2 separate regions of the Homo sapiens genome follow, and region 1 is linked to region 2. A link is an interaction called in ENCODE POLR2A ChIA-PET data of the cell type or tissue named here. Cell type or tissue: HepG2. All regions are shown on one strand. Each heading gives the region's core, and the rest is flanking DNA. Links, peaks and the distances in the headings are about the cores only.

Region 1 (10,136 bases), core at 3,469-5,968, 120 kb after region 2:
CCGGAAGTCTTGGGTCCTGGAGAGGCGGCCTCGGGACGCCCGCGCATGGCCATTCCGCGGCCTCGAGACGTGCGCAAGTTGGTGAAGACCACGTACGCGCCAGGCTTCCCGGCAGGAGCACAAGGCTCTGGGCTGCCTGCGCCTCCTGCCGACCCCTGCGGGGAGGAGGGCGGCGAATCCAAGACGCAAGAGCCGCCAGCACTGGGGCCCCCCGCCCCGGCTCACTACACTTCCGTTTTCATCAAGGATTTTCTACCGGTGGTGCCGCACCCCTACGAGCCTCCTGAACCGTCCTTCGACACGGTCGCCCGGGACGCCTCACAGCCCAACGGGGTCCTGCGGCGGAGGGCAGAGAACAGCACGGCGAAGCCCTTCAAGCGCACAGAGATCCGCCTGCCTGGGGCCCTGGCCTTGGGTCGCCGGCCCGAGGTAACCTCGCGAGTGCGAGCGCGCGGCCCTGGAGGAGAGAACAGGGATGTAGAGGCCCAGCGCCTGGTCCCCGACGGCGACGGTCGGACCAGCCCTCTAGGCGGCGCCCGCAGCTCATCCCAGCGCTCCCCCGTAGGGCCAGCAGGGGTCCGATCGCCCCGCCCCGGCTCCCCTCAGATGCAAGCCAGCCCGAGCCCTGGGATAGCACCCAAACCGAAGACACCACCTACGGCCCCCGAGCCCGCGGCTGCCGTCCAGGCGCCACTCCCGCGGGAGCCCCTGGCGTTGGCGGGCAGGACGGCCCCAGCCCAGCCCCGCGCTGCCTCGGCGCCTCCCACGGACCGGTCCCCGCAAAGCCCCTCCCAGGGAGCGCGCAGGCAGCCCGGGGCCGCGCCCCTGGGGAAGGTCTTGGTGGACCCCGAGAGCGGCCGCTACTACTTTGTGGAGGCGCCGCGGCAGCCTCGGCTGCGGGTGCTCTTCGACCCTGAGAGTGGGCAGTACGTGGAGGTGTTGCTGCCGCCCTCGTCTCCCGGGCCGCCCCACCGCGTCTACACCCCTCTGGCCCTGGGGCTCGGCCTCTACCCGCCCGCCTATGGGCCTATACCCAGCCTCTCTCTGCCACCGTCCCCGGGCCCGCAGGCCCTCGGCAGCCCCCAGCTACCCTGGGTCTCTGAGGCAGGGCCCCTGGACGGGACCTACTACCTGCCGGTGAGCGGGACCCCCAACCCCGCACCTCCTCTGCTCCTCTGTGCGCCGCCCTCCAGCTCAGGTCCCACCCAGCCCGGCAAGGGTTCATTGTTCCCGCTGTGAGGCCCCGGGCCGATCCCCATGGAGTTGGAGCCCTTGGATGCCTGGGAGGTTCTGGCATCCAAGCCCCTACCCTCCTCTCCTTCCGTCGCCTCTGTCTTTAACCCATCCCAGTCAGTCGTCGGACAGGAAGTGATCTTCAGAGAATGAATCTGAGCCCCGAGGCTGGTGGAGCTGGAGTCACCCAGGAAGTGGCTGCCTACTTCCTCCCCCAACAAAATTATGTATCCCTTTCCCAGGCATTCCCAGGGCGTGGTGTGGTGTGGTGTGTGGGTGTGTGTATATGTGTATATGCGGGCAAGCAAATAGGGAAAGTGAGGCATCCCTGGGCTTGTCCCCAGGAGCCGATCAGAGGAGGTGCTGTGGCTGCCGTGGGGCAGCAGGAACGGGAGCAGCAGGAGACAGGGCGGGGAACTGTCTGCCCTCCCTGATGGTGGGCCCAGCTGAGGTGAGGCTGGCCAGTGCCCCTGGTGAGGTGGCAGGAAGGACTCTGGCTGTCGAGTCTGCTCTTAGGAAGAGGAGCTGAGCTTTGGCCCTGGAGGTTACTGGGGGGAAAGTGGCCAGTACAGCCCAGGCCAGGCTGGCTCCGAGAAAGAGCTAAGGCGGGGGACAGCAGGTGGAGGCAAAGCAAGGAATACAGGGAGGGCCTGGGTTGGGGGTTAGCCTGGAACTTGGGGTGGGAAGATGGGGAGCCTGGCCCTCAGAGCTGAGCTGACTCATTTTTGGGCCAGGGGTGGGGCTTCAGTCCCCCACCCCCTACATCGGGAGTAGGTGAAATGGTCATCAGGAAGCTCTGAGAAGAGGGAGGGTTGGGCTCTTGTCCCACAGGAGCCTCTTGACCCCTCTGTGTGGCCAGAAGGTGGGTTAGGGCCAGCAGTAGAAGCGATACCCCTGGTGGAGTATCCAGAGGGATCTGAAGCTCTTGGCAGGTTCCACTCCCCAGTAACAGATGTGGCAACAATGGCCAGAGAGGGGCTGGCCCTACAGACCAGTCACAGCAAGGGACAGGGCCCAGAGCCTGCACTTCAGTTGCCCTGAGATTCCAGGAGCCTCTGAGGGAGATGAGGGGGGTCTGCATGAGGTGGGAGGTGGTGTGCGTGGGGGTCTGTATATAGTTCTGAACCGGAAATGGCTGGCCCTTGCCAGCCTGGTGTGTGATGTGATGAGTTTGGGAAGGACAGTTTCCATGAGAAGCAGTGGCAGGGATGGGGATGGATGCCTTCGTTGTTCCAGGCCTGTCAGGGGGCCCAGGTCCCTAGCAGTCCCTGCCCTCTGCCCTGGACTGGAAGCTGACTAGGAGAGCTACGAATCAGAACAACTGGCCATTTTCTAGCTGGAGATGCCAGCTCCGATGGCATGGAGGGCCCTGGGGCCACCCCAGGTGTCTTTACCTCATCCTGGTGTGTAATAAATCACTGACCATGGAGCCATCATGGCTGAAATAACTGGTGTGAGGTGCCTGATTTCCTGCCACAGCCTCTCAACACCCTCCACAGTGCCCTTCCACGCCTGGGTATGGCCTGGGTGGAGGGGACCTCAGGGCTAGGGAAGGAGACCATGTGTGTCTTGGAAACACTGTAGCATCCCTGTCTCCCTGAACTTGCCTCCCAGGAGGCTGGCAGCCACACCTCATTCCTTCTGGTGGTTGAGTGGCCAGGGAGCCTTGGGGTCAATCAGGCTTGGGTTTCTCAGCATGGCCCCTCTAGCTATGTGGCCTTGGATTTGTCACCTCTCTCTGAGCCTTTGTGTCGGAAGAGGCAGAATAAACATGACAGTCTCATTTCTCAGAAAGGTCAATGAAACAAAAAAAGATGACGGCAGCCAACCAACTCTTCCCACAAGGCACTCAGCACAGTGCCTGCCACTTGGCCAGATCACAGGATGTGGGCAGTATCGGCCCCTATGTGTTCCTGCCTAGGCCCAGCCCCTCTCCTTGCCTCAGTGCTCCCTATCTGTGAAATGGAGCTGAGATGGCTGGAGCCAGGGTCCAGCTAGAGGACAATGCCCACGTGGCATCTTCGGGGCCCTGGAGGAGGGAGTGGGAGGAGGATGGGAGGGGTGAGGTGTCAGTTCCCCATTGGTCTAGGCCAGGTGTTCTGTGGCGGTCCCCACACCACACAAGCACACACACATCTGCACCTCAACCACAGACTACACTTGCTGAACTGGCTCCTGGGGCCATGAGGCTGTCACTGCCACTGCTGCTGCTGCTGCTGGGAGCCTGGGCCATCCCAGGGGGCCTCGGGGACAGGGCGCCACTCACAGCCACAGCCCCACAACTGGATGATGAGGAGATGTACTCAGCCCACATGCCCGCTCACCTGCGCTGTGATGCCTGCAGAGCTGTGGCTTACCAGGTGAGTCCTTCACCACTGTCACCCTGCCCTGCTCACACCCCTTCTCAAGCCAGACCCCTCCACCCACCTCACATTCCACCACCGGCCTTTGATCCCCAATCCCTACCACTGGGCATCAAGCCACAGATGCAGCCTTTCATATATTCCATGCCTCAGTTTACCCATCTGCCTGCCTAACAGCAGACAATCTGGGAGACCTCCTCAGTATTTTGAGACCCCAGGGAATCACTCACTTGTCCTTAGACTTCTCCCTTTCCAGGCCCATCCTTGAGTCCGGACTCCCTCCCCAACCCTGACGGGGCGGCTTTGGCTATGTGTACATGGTGCAAGTGCACACGTGTGAGCGCCTGCACGTGAGTATGCGTGTGTCTGGCTTCACACACACACCTGCTGAGCATGCCTGCGTGCCAGTGTCTCTGTGAGGTGGGGGCCTGGGAGTACTTGTGTGATTGAATATTGGGCTCCAGTTTTTCTTACCTTGCTCTTGTGGTTTAAAATGGCACGTGCCGGCCGGGCGCGGTGGCTCACGCCTGTAATCCCAGCACTTTGGGAGGCTGAGCGGGGCCGATCGCCTGAACTCAGGAGTTCGAGACCAGCCTGGCCAACATGGTGAAACCCCGTCACTACTGAAAATACAAAATTTTAGCCGGGTGTGGTGGCACATACCTGTAGTCCCAGCTACCTGGGAGGCTGAGGGAGAAGAATCACTTGAACCTGGGAGGTGGAGGCTGCAGTGAGCTGAGATCGTACCACTGCACTCCAGCCTGGGCGACGAACGGCGTGAGACTCTCTCTAAATAAATAAATAAATAAAAATAAAATGACACTTGCCACTGGGCAGGTGTGCCCTGGACGAGGGACCCCAGTGCCCAGGCCTCACCTACCACTTCAGCATTTCTTTCCCATCCCCCATCCCCATCCCAGAGAGCTTTGGGGGCTGGGGGAGGGGCCATGCAACAGCCTCACAGGTGCTTCCTGCTCAAACGGCTCTCTTGCCACTTTATTTTCCCCAGAGACTCTGCTCCTATCCTCCCCACCTCCCCCTAACTGAGCAGCAGTCCTGAGGCCCTGCCTCCCAGTCCCTCCTTGTTCCAGATGTGGCAAAATCTGGCAAAGGCAGAGACCAAACTTCATACCTCAAACTCTGGGGGGCGGCGGGAGCTGAGCGAGTTGGTCTACACGGATGTCCTGGACCGGAGCTGCTCCCGGAACTGGCAGGAGTGAGTTGCCAATCCTGCCCCCCACCTCCCTCCTCCAAGGGCAGGCCTGGTGGGTGGAGATTCCCACTCAGCCGCTCACACAACACACACACTCCTCTAGGACTCTGGTCCAAGGGAGGGGCTGGCTGGGATGAAGTCTGGGCTCTGGAGCTGAGAGCAAGTGGGAGAGCAGAGGGCCAGTGGACAAGGTCACCTTGTGACCTTGGGCCAGGGGCTTTCCCTCTCTGAATTCCACAAATGCCCAGCATGTCCAGCTTGCTGTGGAGATGGGTCTCTCCCTGGCTGGGCTCCTGCCAAAACTGTACTCCTCTCCTCTCCACTGCCACCAGCTACGGAGTTCGAGAAGTGGACCAAGTGAAACGTCTCACAGGCCCAGGACTTAGCGAGGGGCCAGAGCCAAGCATCAGCGTGATGGTCACAGGGGGCCCCTGGCCTACCAGGTGATGCCCGGGGCTTGGGGATAGGATGAAGCTCCTGGAGCCTTGGTTTGCCCCACTGTGGGCTGGGCAGCATCTGAGGCTCCTGCTGGGCTCCCCTAGGCTCTCCAGGACATGTTTGCACTACTTGGGGGAGTTTGGAGAAGACCAGATCTATGAAGCCCACCAACAAGGCCGAGGGGCTCTGGAGGCATTGCTATGTGGGGGACCCCAGGGGGCCTGCTCAGAGAAGGTGTCAGCCACAAGAGAAGAGCTCTAGTCCTGGACTCTACCCTCCTCTGAAAGAAGCTGGGGCTTGCTCTGACGGTCTCCACTCCCGTCTGCAGGCAGCCAGGAGGGCAGGAAGCCCTTGCTCTGTGCTGCCATCCTGCCTCCCTCCTCCAGCCTCAGGGCACTCGGGCCTGGGTGGGAGTCAACGCCTTCCCCTCTGGACTCAAATAAAACCCAGTGACCTCACTTCTTTTCTCTGCAAAAGGTGCTTGTGGGGCTGGGAGTGCAGACATTGGTGTTTCTGCTGATGTCCCTTGTGAAAAAAAAAAAAAAACTCTCAAAATCAATTTTTTTTTTTTGAGACAGTCTCACTCTGTCACCCAGGCTGGAGTGCAGTGTTCTTGGCTCGATGCAACCTCCACCTCCCAGGTTCAGGCGATTCTCCCACCTCAGCCTCCTGAGTAGCTGGGATTACAGGCACCCACCATCATGCCCGGCTAATTTTTGTATTTTTAGTAGAGACGGGATTTCACCATGTTGGCCAGGCTGGTCTTGAACTCCTGACCTCAGGTGATCCGCTCGCCTTGGCTTCCCAAAGTGCTGAGATTACAGGCATGAGCCACCGCGCCCGGCCTTCAAAATGCTTTTTCTATTCTCTCACTCGACAACAGCACAGAAGATGGCTGTGACCGAATGCGTGGGGGCTTTCCCCCACACACCAGGCAAGCAATTCTGCAGCTGACACCAGCTGGGTGCCCTCCAAAATTCAATTCTGGCACTATCTACCTGGAGATAGTGTCAGATCCCACAGGCTGAGGGCTCAGTCCACCATTCTGTCCCCCATTCAGACACCAGTTCCAACTCCAGGCCTCTGGAGCTTCTGGCCTACTGGCTTCAAGATGAGGTTCCCACAACCCCCTCTTTTGAGTTCAACTAATTTGCTAGAGTGGTTCGCAGAGCTCAGAGAAACGTTTACCAGTTTATTATAAAGGATGTTACAAAGGATACAGATGCAGAGATGTGTAGGGCAAGGTATGGGGAATGGGCTCGGAGCTTCCATGCCCTCCATGGATGCAACACCGTCCAGGAACCTCCACGTGTTCAGCTATCCAGAAGATCTCTGAACCCTGCAATTTTGAGTTTCTGTGGATAATTCATTACGTAGGTATGATTCATTAAGCCATTGGCCATTGGCGAACAACTTACCCTCCAACCTGTCTGCCCTCCCTTGACTGGGGATGGGGGGTGAGGGGAGGCTGAAATCCTGCCTTGGTCTCTCTGGTGACCAGCCCCTGTCCTGAAGCTACCCTAGGGGCTGCCAGCCATCAGTCAATCATTAGCACACAAGAAGACATCATTTTGGGGATTCTAAGATTTTAGAAATTGTACTCCAGGAAACAGAGGTCAAAGACCAAATATATATTTCACAATATTACATCCCTCCTACAGAAGGCCAAATTTGCATCCCTACAACTTCCAGAGGTAAGAGGGAGCCATCAATGGTGTGGTGATGTAATCGCCCAAAGGGTTCACCTTGCTCAAGCCTAGACAGAGCCGATTGCTCAAGACAGGGGAATTGCAATAAAGACTAATTAACGCAGAGCTGGCTGTGCAGGAGACCAGCGTTTTACTATTACTCAAATCAGTCTCCCCAAGCATTCAGGGAGCAGAGTTTTTAAGGACAACTTGGTGGATGGCGGGGAAGCCAGTGAGCCAGGAGTGCTGATTGGTCAGGACTGAAATCATAGGGAGTTGAAGCTGTCTCCTTGCCTTGAGTCAGTTCCTAGGTGGAGGCCACAAGTCCCAACGAGCCAATTTATGGATCTGGGTGATGCCAGCTGATCTATCAAGTGCAGGGTCTGCAAAGTATCTCAAGCACTGATCTTAGGAGCAGTTTAGAGAGGGTCAGAATCTTGTAACCTCTAGCTGCATGACTCCTAAACCAAAATTTCTCATCTTGTGGCTAATGTTGCTCCATCCTACAAAGGCAATCTAGTCCTCAGGCAAGAAGGAGGTCTGCTTTGAGAAAGGGCTGTTATTGTCTTTGTTTTAGACTATAAACTAAAAACTAAGTTTCTCCCAAGGTTAGTTCAGCCTACACTCAGGAATGAAGAAAGACAACTTGGAGGTTAGAAGCAAGATGGAACTGATTAAGTTAGATCTCTTTCACTGTCTCAGTCATAATTTTGCAAAGGTGGTTTCAGTGACATCCCAGGTCTTCAGAGCCTTCATGAGAAAAGAGAACCAAGGAAAACTGTGCACGCAGGCCACCTTGTGGCACACCTATTCCAGCCACTCCATGCTATCTGCACCCCTCCGAGAACACACGTCTCACTGGGTCTACACCCAATGGCTGTTCATTTTCCACACTCTGCCTTTGACCCCAGCTGGTATGGATGGGCCCTGGGTTTCTGACCAGCCAGATTCAACATTTTGGTTCTCAGTCCTGCTTTCTCTGGAAATTCTTCTGGCTGGGGCTTTTCCTTAGTAAAGAAGCCCTGGACCCCACCTAGGTCTGGGAACTGGAGATCGGTGGCACCAGAACTTTCAGTTTCGTTTGTGAGTGTCTCTGATCTGGCCAAGCCCTGGGAGAGAGACAGAACATTCTAACCCTCATTTTTAGAAATATTTTTATTTTGCACGAGAGCCATGTGCAGGAAGACAATCTAATCCCCCTTTGACAGATGCAGAAACCGAAACTTAGACAACAGAAGGGGTTTGGGCCAAGTCCCTGGCTGAGTAGTAGTAGGGCTGGGAGGGGATTCAGACTTAGGGGACCGGAGAGGCGGGCTGCTGGGGGAATGGAGGTGCCTGGGGCAGGCCCTGGCCACTCCAGCTTCCCTGGGAGCTGCACTCAGCCCCCTCCATCCTTCACCTGTTCCAGGACCTGCCTGAAGCCCCACCATCCGTGGCCTTCACTCAGGAGAGAAACCCTAGACACCAGGAGGAAAGTCAGGGCCCAAGAAACCCACTAAGCTTTCAGGACAGGGTGTGGAGCCGGGCACCCATGACGTGGACCTGTGTTTCTGTGGGGTGATTAGAGAGGCTGCATCAGCTCTGGGTGTGTGGGCCCCTTCATGCTACTGTGGATCTGGGACCGTGTTCTCCACCTTGTTCTCTATGCGTGTTGTGTGGTTTGGGTTGAATTGAGTGTCCATGGAGCCGTATCTGCAGGGGGTCGGGCTTGGTCTCCACAGCACCCTGGGGAGTTCTGGGAGGAGAAGTTGGAGAGAAAAGTGCTGGGGAGTTGCAGAGGCTTCAAACTGGTCCAGCAACTTTGGAAATTGGGAGCAGTAGCCAAGAGGGAGAGGAGAGGACAGGCGGACAGAGGAACAGTGTGGACACCGGCAGGCGGGCGGACTCAGTGCTGTGGCATGAAGCTGCTGCCCAGCTGGAGAGCGGTGCTGCCCCTTGGCCCTTCAGGCAGGGCCTGGCCATGGGCACAGCGACCCAGAAGTAGGTGGGCTCTAGAGTGCTGGGGCTGGGGCAGCCCAGAGGGGAACAGAATGGGGACCTCAGGCCCAGCCCTCACCAGCTGAGGAGCCTGAGTTCTTAGGGCCCCTCCCCATGTCCCCCTCTGCCATCTCAGGCCCTAGGGCCAGGCTGGGCTGGGCCTGCCAGGAGGGGAGACAGGCTGGGCATAGGACTGCCTTCCTGGGCTAGGTGATGGGCAGTCACACAGGGCTTGGTGCATAGAAAGGCCCCACGCTCCATCTAATGCTCCTGCTATCTTTAAATTCTTTATACTTTTGGAATAAAGGCCTCACATTCTTACTTTGCACTGGGTCCCAGAAATTATGTGGCTGGGAGGGGAAAGGGATCTGTGCCCTGACACAGAGTGCAGACCCGGCTGGGCCAGCCTAGGCAGCTCTGCCTGCAGAGGCCCATCTGCTGCCTGCCTCAGGGACCCTGAGGGGTGCAGGGTGGTGAGGGCAAGGCAGCTCAGACCAACCTGAATTTTAGGATTGGTTTCTGCAAACTTGCTATCTGCATGGCTTGGGTCAAATCACATCTACTGAATCTGTTTCCTTCGCTGTTAAAGGGGTTAATACCGCCCAGCACAGGGGTTACTTGGGACAGTGCAGATCCATGTTTCTTGGCACAAGGCCAAGGCCATTCCTCAATAACGAGAATGACTATGATGATGATGATAATGATGAACTAGTTATTAATCAGTGGGGAAGGGCCTCATACAGGGGGTTACATAATAAGTGCCTGTTTCCACTCCCTCTTTCTCCGCTCACCTGGGGCTTGGTAAACTTCTGGTCCTCACCCCCTCGACTCTGGCCCTCTCTTGGGAAACAAGAACAGGTCCAGCGCCCAGGCGCAGATGTGGGCAGGGAAGGGCACATGTGGCAGAGGCTTGGGTGGCTTTTACTGTCCTAGTGAGAGTTAATACATTACCTCTGCCCGGGCCCCCCTTTCGCAATCCAGAGCTGGGCATCTGGTTACAGATTTACTTCAAACAATGCCTGATATGTGGAGTAAAGTCCTCCTCCTTGGCCTTTGTCAAGTCATCCCCTCTTCTCCTCAGGAACTGCTCAAACCTGTGCCCCAAAGATGAGGGCCCAGGAGGACCTCGAGGGCCGGACACAGGTGCTGGGGGCTGGGGGTGGGGGCTAGGGGGGGCAGGGGGGGTGGGGGGCTGGAGGGCCTGTGCAGGCCTTCTTCCTGGAG
Region 2 (11,114 bases), core at 3,875-6,374:
CTGTCTTGCAGGGGAAAGCTTCTATCCAATTTGTAAAGGTATCAACACAGACAAGCAAGTATCGAAATCCCTTTGACTTAGGCATATGGGTGAAGTCTAACTGCCAGTCCTCTCCAAGATAGTGACCTATTCTTTGTTCCCCCAAAGGGGCCTTATGATGGACAAAGGGATTATTCCTTTGGCACACCTCACAGGCTTTGACTACCTGTAGGATGGTCCGGAGGAGACTTGGCCCTATAAATAGGGATTCAGCCATTTGATGAGTGTTTTCAATACCCATATGAAAAATTTGGTGGAGGGTTTTAAGTATTTTCCACTGGCTAGCTTCAGGTATAAGTATCTTTCCTTCTTCTGTCGTTAACCACCCTGGGGGGAGAAAACTATGCCTCTGTGAAAGTCCCCATTCTGTTTCAGTCGGGGAATACTGGGGCTTAATCTCCTGGAGGGGGTTGTTCCATACCAAGGGTCCTTCCCTAGGTATTTCTAATGGGAGGTTCCACCTGGCAGCAATTTTTGCCTCAGCATCTGCCTGACAGTTTCCTTCTGCCTTTTCTCCTTCACCTTTCTGATGGTTTTGGCAGTGTAAGACTGCCACCTCCTAGTGTTTTTGCACTGCATGCAATAACTCCATAATTTCCTTGTGGTATTTACTGGGGGTTCCCCCAGAGGTTAGGAACTCCCTTTCTTTCCATATTGCAGCATGGGCATGTAGTATTAGATAAGCATACTTGCTATCTGTATACACATTTATTCTTTTTCCCTTTCCCCGTTCTAAGGCTCGGGTAAGTGCCACTAGTTCTGCTAACTGGGCACTGGTCCCTGGGGGAAGAGGCTTACTTTCAAGTACAGTTACATCACTAACTATGGCATAACCTGCCCTTCGTATCCCATTCTCCACAAATGAACTTCCATTGGTATATAGGTTAAGGTCAGGATTAGCTAAGGGGACTTCTAAGAGATCAGCTCGGGCGGCATAAGTCTGGACTATAATTTGTTGGCAGTCATGCTTGATTGGTTCCCCATCCTCTGGGAGAAAAGTGGCAGGGTTGAGGGCCACGCATGTATGTATTTGAAGCACCAGTCCCTCAAGGAGTAGTGCCTGGTATCTAAGTAGGCAGTTGTCTGATAACCATAAACTTCCTTTGGCACCTAGTATGCCATCTACATCATGAGTAGTCCAGACTGTGAGATCCTTTCCTTGTATTATTTTGATAGCCTCTGACACTAAGACAGCCACCACCGCAACTACCCTTAAACAGTGAGGCCAGCCTTTTGCTACTACATCAATTTCCTTATTTAAGTATGCCACTGGTTGTGGGTTGTCCCACAAGTCTGAGTAAGGACTCCAAGAGCTATCCCTGCTCTCTCTGTGATGTATAAAGAGAAGTTTTGTCCTGTGGGAAGGCTTAAACCTGGAGCTTGTACTAGGGCCTGCTTTAAGATTTTGAAGGCTGTTTCTGCCCCTGGTTCCCATTCTTCTAGATGAGTATTTGCCCTCTGGGTCTCCTTGATTAGAGTATAGAGGGGCCTGGCTATCTTGCTGTATCTGGGGATCCATAGTCGGCAAAAGCCAGTGATTCCAAGGAACCCCCGCAACTGTTTTAATGTCTTAGGCTGAGGATCAGCCAGTATAGGCTGTATTCATTCCTTGCTAAGGGCCCTGGTCCCTCTGGCTAAGATTAGGCCTAGATATTTATCCTGCTATAGGCAAGGCTGGGCCTTCGACCTAGATGCCTTGTACCGTTGATTAGCTAGAAAGTTCAAGAGGTCTAGAGTAGCCTGCTGGCATGAGGCTTCTGAACTGGTAGCCAAAAGTAAATCATCCACATACTGAAGGACCAGAGTGCCTGGACTTGAGAAGTGGCCTAGATCTTGGGCCAGTGCCTGACCAAACAAGTGAGGGCTATCCCTAAACCCTTGGGGCAAGACAGTCCATGTAAGTTGGGATGTGTGGTCTGTGGGATCCTCAAAGGCAAAGAGAAGCAGGGAGTCAGAGTGCAGGGGAATATAGAAGAAGGCATCCTTGAGGTCCAGAACAGTGAACAATTCTGCTTCCTCTGGTATTTGAGAGAGCAGGGTATAGGGGTTGGGTACAACTGGATATAGAAGAATTATTGCCTCATTGATGAGTCTAAGATCTCGCGCTAGTCTCCACTGACTGTTCAGTTTTTGTACTCCTAGAATTGGGGTGTTGCAGGGACTGCTGCATTTCCTTACTAAGCCTTGAGCTTTTAAATGTTTAACAATATCCTGTAATCCTTTATGAGCTTCAGGCCTTAAGGGATATTGCCTTTGATAAGGAAAAGTGGTGGGGACTTTTAGCCTGATTTGGACTGGGCAGGCATTTTTTGCCCTTCCAAATTGTCCTTCCAATACCCACATTTCAGGGTTGATTCCTTCCTCAAGTAGGGGACAACAAATGGGTAACTTGTTCCCCATATTCATGTAGATAATAGCTCTAGCTTTGGCTAATATTTCCCTCCCTAATAAGGGTGAGTGTGGGAATTTCAGGCATAACAAGAAAGGGATGTGAAAAGAACAAAGTCTCCCAGTTGCAAGCAAGGAGGTGGGAGAAATACCTGATTACAGGTTGTCCCAGGATTCCTTGGATGGTAATGGACCTTGAGGACAGTCATCTGGGACAGGAGATTAAACTGAGAAGACCATGCCAGTGTCCAAGAGGAAGTCAATTTCCTGGCCCTCAATGATTAAACATACCCAGGGCTCAGTGAGGGTAATGACATGAGCTGGTGCTTGCCCTGGGCACCCTCAGTCCTGTTGTTGGATCATCTAGTTGGGGGCTTCTGGCCCAGAGAACCATTGCACTCTAGGGCCTTTTGCCTTCCAGTGATTGCCAGTGGACATGGATGAGGGGGTGGCTTGTTTCTCACTGGACAATCTTTTTTAAGTGCCCTTGTAAACCATACTGATAACAAGCCCTACTGGGTGATTGGCCTGCTCCATTTTCTGTCCTTTCTGAACCAACAAGGTTTGTTTGTCTGAGGGCCATGACTAAGGCTGTGGCCTTTCTCTGATCTTGCTTTTCCTTTTGGGCCTATTCCTCTTGGTCCCTATTATAGAACGCTGAGGTTACTAAGTTTAATAATGCCTCCAGATTTTGTTCAGGGCCCAGGGCTCACTGTTGGAGCTTTCTCCTGATATCTGTGGCTGATTGGGTAATAAACTTATCTTTTAGAATCAATTGACCCTCTAGTGAGTTGGGTGACAGGGGAGTATATTTTCTTAAGGCCTCCCGTAGCCACTCAAGGAAGGCAGACAGATTTTCTTCCTTTCCTTGAGTTATGGTGGACATCACTGAATAATTCATGGGCTTTTTCCTAATTCTCCTTAGTCCTTCTAGAACACAGGTCAACAGATGTTTACAACTCCAGTCCCCATGATCTGAGTCAAGGTCCTAGTGGGGATCATACTGGGGACGGCTTGCTGACTGGTAGGGAATTTGTCCATTTCTTTAGCTGTCATTCTATCATTTACTTGTCTAAGATACCAGGTACCTCCAAACTCAGCTAAAGCTGCATTCTTTTCATTAAAGGCCAGGGTTTCCTCTAACAATAGCATGACATCTCTCCAAGTGAGATCGAAGGTTTGCCCTAGACCCTATAGGACATCTATGTACTTATCAGGATCATCTGAAAACTTCCCCAGGTCTGCCTTGATCTGCTTTAAATCAGAGAGGGAGAAGTGGACATGTACCCGGGTTGGGCCAAATTCCCCTCCCCCTACAGCTTGAAGAGGACATAACCGATAGCCTGGGGGTTTTTGTGGTCCTTTGGAGATTTCTTTGCTTATTTCCTTCTGGGCAGGGGAGATTAGAGGAGGCTTATCATTAATAGGAAGGGGAGCTATAGGGAGGCTAGGATTTGAGGGTATGCTGAAAGGTCCTCCTGTGGGATGTAAATTGCAAGCTTTGCATAGTTGTCTATTCTCCTTCAATGAAAAGAAAGCTTGGACATAAGGTATTTCAATCCATTTGCCTTCTCTCTTACAGAAAAGGTCAAGCTGCAGGATAGTATTGTAATTTATACTTCCCTCAGGGGGCCATTTTTCCCCATCAGAGAGAATACTGGGGCCACGCCATAGTGCAGACAAAAATGAGCTGCCTCTTTTTCAGGGTTTGCAGGTCAAATTGGTCCTAATGACTGAGGATGCATTTCAAGGGTGAGCCTGTTGATGCCTGAGTGTTTCCCATCTGAAAGACAAAACTGCCCATGGTTTTGGTTTGTTTGTTTCTCCCCCTGCCCAAGAATCTGCAGTGGTCCCTGGACACTGCTGATCGGAATAGTTGCACTCACTGACACAGCAGCAGAAACACCTCTTGCCCAAGAACCCGCAATGGTCCTTGGACCCTGCTGATCAGAATAGTTGCACTCACCAATGCAGTAGCAGAAACACTAGTTTTCCTCCTAGACCACAAGGAGGACTGAGGAAGGTCGGATTTAGTGGCCCTTACCAATGCATTCTTGAAAACCTGCACCGTTGCCTGTCCTCCTAGACCACAAAGAGGACCAAGAAAAATCGGATTTAGTGGCCCTTACTGACGCATTCTCGATAACCTGTTAGAATCCTAAGCATTCTCCTGTTAGTATTGGGACTTTACCCCTGTTCTATAAAGATGCTATGCCCCAAAAATGAAGTGGAGGGCCATACTCTGAGGGAGGGAAGGGATCTCCAGAGTTGGAAGTGTGATGCCTTTTGTCCTCACTTATATGAATAGGAAGGATAAAGGCTCCCCATATCCTAGCTTCTAAGGATATCCTAGCTTTCTAAGGCTCCCCATATCCTAGCTTCAGAAATAGCTTTTGTTAGTCCTGTTTGTCTGAGGAGGGATCCTAGAATTCCAGATATTCCCCCCTACAATGGGGCTTTGGGCAAAAATTATGTCTTTCTGATTGGTGAGACTGGGTGCCTACAGAAGGGACTCTCATGAGTCCTGAAGTTTATACTAGAAATCATTCTTATGGGAGAAACTAGAAAAGCACCAGAGATAGGGAGTGGTTTTTAGAAGCAGGACTAGCCTCAGAGAAGAGAGGCGAGAGGAAGTTTGTCTGACAGGCATTAGGACCCAGGAGGCAAGGGTCAGGATAGATAGGATAGACGGGCGAGTCTCGCTTGGGCGACATGACTTTCAGAGTTCCACTCATGGCCGCAGGGTCAACCAACTTGTCGGGACCTGGGAGCTGAATGGCTTTCCTCTGTGTTGACCCTTGGCTCAGTCCAGAAGTACAGGAAAAGCGGAAGCTGGTTCCAGGCAAACCAACGCTCCCAACTCTGAAGAGTCGGGTGTTGTCAGAGAGCCCTTTCCCAGAAAGCCTGATACTCTTGTCTTTAGTCCGGCGGCCACGCTAGTCGCTTTTAACTGGCTGACAGGTGCCCGGTATTTAGCCCCCAAATTCTAAGGAAAAATAGGACAGAATAGCAAGCGAAAGGGGTCTGATGGTACTCACCACTTGGCGATAGGCGATAGTCCCATCTGGGTAGACAAAATGTGTCTGGAATTGGTTCCTTCTGGTGGGTTCTTGGTCTCACTGACTTCAAGAATGAAGCCGCAGACCCTCACGGTGAGTGTTACAGTTCTTAAAGATGGTGTGTCCAGAGTTTGTTCCTTCAGATGTTCAGATATGTCCGGAGTTTCTTCCTTCTGGTGGGTTCATGATCTTGCTGACTTCAGGAGTGAAGACACGGACCCTCGCAGTGAGTGTTACAGCTCTTAAAGGTAGCACGTCCGGAGTTGTTCATTCCTCTCAATGGGTTCGTGGTCTTGCTGACTTCAGGAGTGAAGCTGCAGACCTTCCCAGTGAGTGTTACAGCTCTTAAAGCTGGCATATCTGGAGTTGTTTGTTCCTCCCAGTGGGTTTGTGGTCTCGCTGGCTTTAGGAGGGAAGCTGCAGACCTTCACAGTGAGTGTTACAGCTCAGAAAGGTAGTGCAGACCCAAAGAGTGAGCAGCAGCAAGATTTATTGCTAAGAGCAAAAGAACAAAGCTTCCATGATGTGGAAGGGGACCCGAGCAGGTTACCACTGCTGGCTCAGGTGGCCAGCTTTTATTCCCTTATTTGGCCCCGCCCACATCCTGCTGATTGGTCCATTTTACAGAGTGCTGATTGGTCCGTTTTTACAGAATGCTGATTGTTGCATTTACAAACCTTTAGCTAGACAGAGCGCTGATTGGTGCATTTTTACAGAGTGCTGATTGGTGCATTTACAAACTTTTAGCTAGACACAGAGTGCTGATTGGTGTGTTTACAATCCTTTAGCTAGACAGAAAAGTTCTCCAAGTCCCCACCCAACCCAGAAGCCCAGCCGGGTTCACCTCTCACTATGAGGGAATCAGCCCAAGATGAAGGAAGAAGCCCCTTTGGGCCCCTGAATGCCATCTCAATGACAGTGTTCAAGGCCCAGATCTAGCCTGATGTGGGTCACCTCTCTTGCAGGCACTGCATTTCCACTAACATGGCCCAAGGAAACATCAGCCTTTGGTTTCTATTTTTTGAGACAGAGTCTCTCTCTATTGCCCAGGCTGGAGTGCAGTGGTGCAATTTCAGCTCACTGAAACCTCTGCCTCCCAGGTTCAAGCGATTCTCCTGTCTCAGCCTCCCAAGTAGCTGGGATTACAGGTGTGCGCCACCATGCCTGGCTAATTTTTGTATTTTTAGTAGAGATGGGGTTTCACCATGTTGGTCAGGCTGGTCTTGAACTCCTGACCTCAAGAGACTCACCTGCTTCAGCCTTCCAAAGTGCTGGGATTACAGACGTGAGCCACCACATCCAGCCAGCATCAGCTTTTTTTTTTTTTTTTTTTCAGACGGAAGTTTGCTCTTGTTGCCAAGGCTAGAGTGTAATGGCACAATCTCAGCTCACTGCAATCTCAGCCTCCCAGGTTCAGGCAATTCTCCTGCCTCAGCCTCCCGAGTAGATAGGACTACAGGCATGTGCCACCATGCCAGGCTAATTTTGTATTTTTAGTAGAGACAGGGTTTCTCCATGTTGGTCAGGCTGGTCTTGAAGTCCTGACCTCAGGTCATCCACCTGCCTCAGCCTCCCAAAGTGCTGGGATTACAGGCGTGAGCCACTGTGTCTGGCCCAGCATCAGCTTTTTGATCATGACTCGAAGTACACCTGTGGCCCTTCAAAGCTCTCAAGGATTCTTCACTCAAACTGCTGAGAGACCAAGATACCCCCATCTTGGGATCACACAGCTGTGTTAATGAACCTAAGACTGAATTTATTTCCATTTTTCTCTTATTCCCTTTTTTCTCTGTTTTGATTATACAAGCAATACACGTTCATTTTAATAAAAAATTTAAAATATAATGTTTATTATCTTATAGTTTCTGAGATTCAGGAATTTGGGAGTGGCTTACCTGGGTAGTTCTGTCTCAGGGTTTCTTATGAAAGTGCAATCAGGATGTCATCCAGGGATGCAATCATCTGGAGGCTTGACTAGGGCTGGGGGTTCACTGCCAAGGTGGCTGGTTCATGGACCTGGCAAGATATTGCCGATTGTTGATAGGAGGCCTTGTAGCTCCACCACTTGGACCTCTTCATGGGGCTGCTTGAGTGTCTTTATGGCAGGGCAGACGACTTTCACCAAAGCAAGTGATCCAAGAAAGAGATCAAAGAAGAAGCCACAGTGCTGTTTAGGACATACTTAGTTCTATATTTGGGAGTGGAATTAGGCTTCCCCTTTTGAAGGGAGAAGTATCAGATAACTTGTGGATTTTTTTTTTTTTTTGGTAGAGACAAAAATCTCACCATGTTGCCCAGGCTGGTCTCGAACTCATGGGCTCAAATAATCCTGCCTCGGCTTTCCAAAGTGCTGGCATTACAGGGATGAGCCACCTCACCAAGCCTGTAGACTTTTTTTTTTTTTTTTTTTTTTTTTGAGACAGAGTCTCGCTCTGTTACGCAGGCTGGAATGTAGTGGGACGATTCCAGGTTCAAGTGACTCTCCTGTCTCAGCCTCCCGAGTAGCTGGGAGGACTACAGGTGACTGCCACCATGCCCGGGTAATTTTTTTTTTTTTTTTTGAGATGGAATTTTGTTCTTGTTGCCAGGCTGGAGTGCAATGGTGTGATCTTGGCTCACCACAACCTCTGCCTCCTGGGTTCAAGCAATTCTCCTGCCTCAGCCTCCAGAGTAGATGGGATTACAGGTACATGCCACCACCCCTGGCTAATTTTTGTATTTTTAGTAGAGATGGGGTTTCTCCATGTTGGTCAGGCTTGTCTCAAACTCCCGACCTCAGGTGATCCACCTGCCTCTGCCTCCCAAAGTTCTTGGATTACAGGCATGACCTACCATGCCCAGGTGTAATTTTTGTATTGTTAGTAGTTACAGGCTTTCACTGTATTGGTCAGGCTGGTCTTAAACTCCTGACCTCAGGTGATCCATTTGCCTCAGCCTCCCAAAGTGCTGGGATTACAGGTGTGAGCCACCATGCCCGGCCTAGACACACCTGTAATCCCAGCTACTTGGGAGGCTGAGGCAGGATAAGCACTTGAACCCAGGAGGCAGAGGTTGCAGTGAGCTGAGATCCTGTCACTGCACTCCAGCCTGAGCGACAGGCTCTGTCTCAAAATAAATAAATAAATAAATAAATAAATAAATAAAACTAAAAATAAAAATTTAAAGGTACAAAAGTGCAAAAGCATATGCAGTTAAAAGTGAGTCTTGGCCAGGTACAGTGGTTCACGCCTGTAATTCCAGTACTTTGGGAGGCCGAGGTGGGCAGATCACTTGAGGCCAGGAGTTCCAGATTAGCCTGGGTAACATGGTAAAACCTCTTCTCTACAAAAGATACAAAATTTAGCTGAGTGTAGTGGTGCACATCTGTGGTCCTAGCTACTCGGGATGCTGAGGTGGAAGAAGCATCTGAGCCCAGGAATTCAAATTCGAGGTGATAGAGTGACCCTGTCTCAAAAAAAAAAAAAAAGACCGGCCATGGTGGCCCACTTCTGTAATCCCAGCACTTCAGGAGGCCGAGGTAGGCAGATCACACGAGGTCAGGAGTTCAAGACCAGCCTGAGCAACATGGTGAAACCCCATCTCTACCAAAAGCACAAAAATTAGCCTTGCATGGTGGCACACATCTGTAATCCCAGCTATTCAGGAGGCTGAGGCAGGAGAATTGCTTGAACCCAGGAGACAGAGGTTGCAGTGATCTGACACAGTGCCCCTGCACTCCAGCCTGGGCAACAGAGATTCTGTCAAAAAAAAAAAAAAAAAAAAAGACATATAGATTAGTGGAAAAGAATTCAGAATCCAGAAATAAACTCTCACATTTACAGTCAGTTGATTTTTTTTCTTTTTTTTAAGCGGGAGTCTCACTCTGTTGCCCAGGCTGGAGTGCAGTGATGTGATCTTGCCTCACTGCTAACTCCGCCTCCCAGGTTCAAGTGATTCTCCTGGCTCAGCCTCCCGAGTAGCTGGGAATACAGACGTGTGCCACCACATCAGGCTAATTTTTGTATTTTTAGTAGAGATGGGGTTTCACCATGTTGGTCAGGCTGGTCTCAAACTCCTGACCTCAAGTGATCTGCCACCTTGGCCTCTCAAAGTGCTGGGGTTACAGGCATAAGCCAACATGCCTGGCCCTGTCACAGTTGATTTTTATTTTCAACAAGGGTGCCAAAATAATTTAATGTGAAAAAGAATAGTCTTTCCGACAAATGGTGCTGGGACAACTGAATATGTACATGGAAAAGAATAAATGTGAATTCCTATCTCACACCATATAAAAAAGAACTCGAAATGGATCAAATACCTAAATATAAGAGCTAGAACTATTTACACTCTTAGAAAAAGACATGGGCATAAATCTTTGTGACTTGCTCAGGCAAGATTTTCTTAGATATGGTACCAAAAGGACAAATAACAAAAGAAAAAGTAGGCTGGGGGCAGTGGCTCACTCCTGTAATCCCAGCATTTTGGGAGGCAGAGGCAGGCGGATCACCTGAGGTTGGGAGTTCGAGACCAGCCTGATTAACATGGAGAAACCCCATCTCTACTAAAAATACAAAATTAGCCAGGCGTGGTGGTGCATGCCTGTAATCCCAGCTACTTGGGAGGCTGAGGCAGAAGAATCACTTGAACCCAGGGGGCAGAGTTTGCGGTGAGCCAAGATCCCGCCACTGCACTCCAGCCTGGGCAACAAGAGATAAACGCTAACTCAAAAAACAAAACAAAACAAAACAAAAGGTAGATGAATTGGATTTCACCAAAATTAAAAACTTTTGTGTTTCACAGGACACCATGAAAACAGCAAAAAGATAACCCAAAGTAGTGAGACCCCGTCTCTACAAAAAATAAAAAATTAGCTAGGCATGGTGGTGCGTGCCTGTGGCCCAAGTTACTCAGCAGGCTGAGATGGGAGGATCACTTGAGCTCAGGAGTTTGAGGCTGCAGTAAGCCGTGATCATGCCACTGCAACTCCAGCTGGGGTGACAGCAAGATTCTGTCTCAAAAAAATAAATAAAGATTGCCGGGAGCAGTGGCTCACACCTGTAATCCCAGCACTTTGAGAGGCTGAGGCAGGTGGATCACTTGAGGCCAGGTGTTTGAGACGAGCCTGGCCAACAGGGTGAAAGCCCATCTCTACTAAAAATACAAAAATTAACCAGGCATGGTGGTTCATGTCTGTAGTCCTAGCTACTCGGGAGGCTGAGGCAGGAGAATCACTCAGAAAATCTCAGGAGGCAGATGCTGCAGTGAGCCAAGATCATGCACTGCAATCCAGCCTGGGTGACAGAGCAAGACTCTGTCTCAAAAAAAAAAAAAAAAAAAAAAAAAGAAGAAGAAGAAGAAGAAAAAATTTAAAACTAATATATCTGATAAGTAACGTATCTAGAATACAGAACTCTTATAATAAAATAATAAATTATTACAATAATAAAAAGATAACCCAATTAAAAAATGAGCAGGGTGTAGTAGTAAGCACCTATGATTCCAGCTACTTGGGAGGCTGGGGTGGAAGGATCCTTGAATCCAGGAGTTTGAGGCTGTAGTGCACTATGATTACATCTGTGAATACCCACTTTGCTCCGGCCTGGGCAACATGGTAAGACCCCCTCTCTAAAAGAAATTTTTTCTTTTCTT

Evidence for each region. Peaks named below come from ENCODE experiments on the same cell type or tissue, not always from the same donor. Only the 100,000 strongest peaks of a DNase experiment are listed, where the experiment ranks them.
Region 1: POLR2A ChIA-PET joins it to region 2 with 10 read pairs; 4 of 35 experiments call an interaction of 5 or more read pairs at or near these places.

What each region holds. Positions count from the first base shown.
Region 1 is chr5:139,383,137-139,393,272 of GRCh38, reverse strand. It overlaps MZB1 (marginal zone B and B1 cell specific protein), which reads left to right and starts at 3,360. Exons shown (of 4, transcript NM_016459.4): 1 at 3,360-3,593; 2 at 4,688-4,812; 3 at 5,142-5,252; 4 at 5,352-5,806. The coding sequence starts at 3,417. The coding sequence ends at 5,508. SLC23A1 (solute carrier family 23 member 1) reads left to right here and starts at 9,976. Exons shown (of 15, transcript NM_005847.5): 1 at 9,976-10,055. The coding sequence starts at 10,020. PROB1 (proline rich basic protein 1) reads left to right here. Exons shown (of 1, transcript NM_001161546.2): 1 at 1-2,681. The coding sequence ends at 1,239. It also overlaps a transcript of SPATA24 not described here. RefSeq lists enhancers at 3,194-3,603, 3,580-4,127, 4,128-4,675, 4,676-5,223, 5,244-5,293 and 6 more and silencers at 494-903, 2,174-2,223. In HepG2, for the core only: no CTCF peak of the experiment used is centred there; a DNase peak (open chromatin) is centred at 4,892; H3K4me3 peaks cover 1,078 bases.
Region 2 is chr5:139,498,165-139,509,278 of GRCh38, reverse strand. It overlaps LOC124901083 (a long non-coding RNA gene), which reads right to left and starts at 6,037. Exons shown (of 2, transcript XR_007058961.1): 1 at 5,466-6,037. In HepG2, for the core only: no CTCF peak of the experiment used is centred there; DNase peaks (open chromatin) are centred at 4,356, 5,188 and 6,098; H3K4me3 peaks cover 2,044 bases.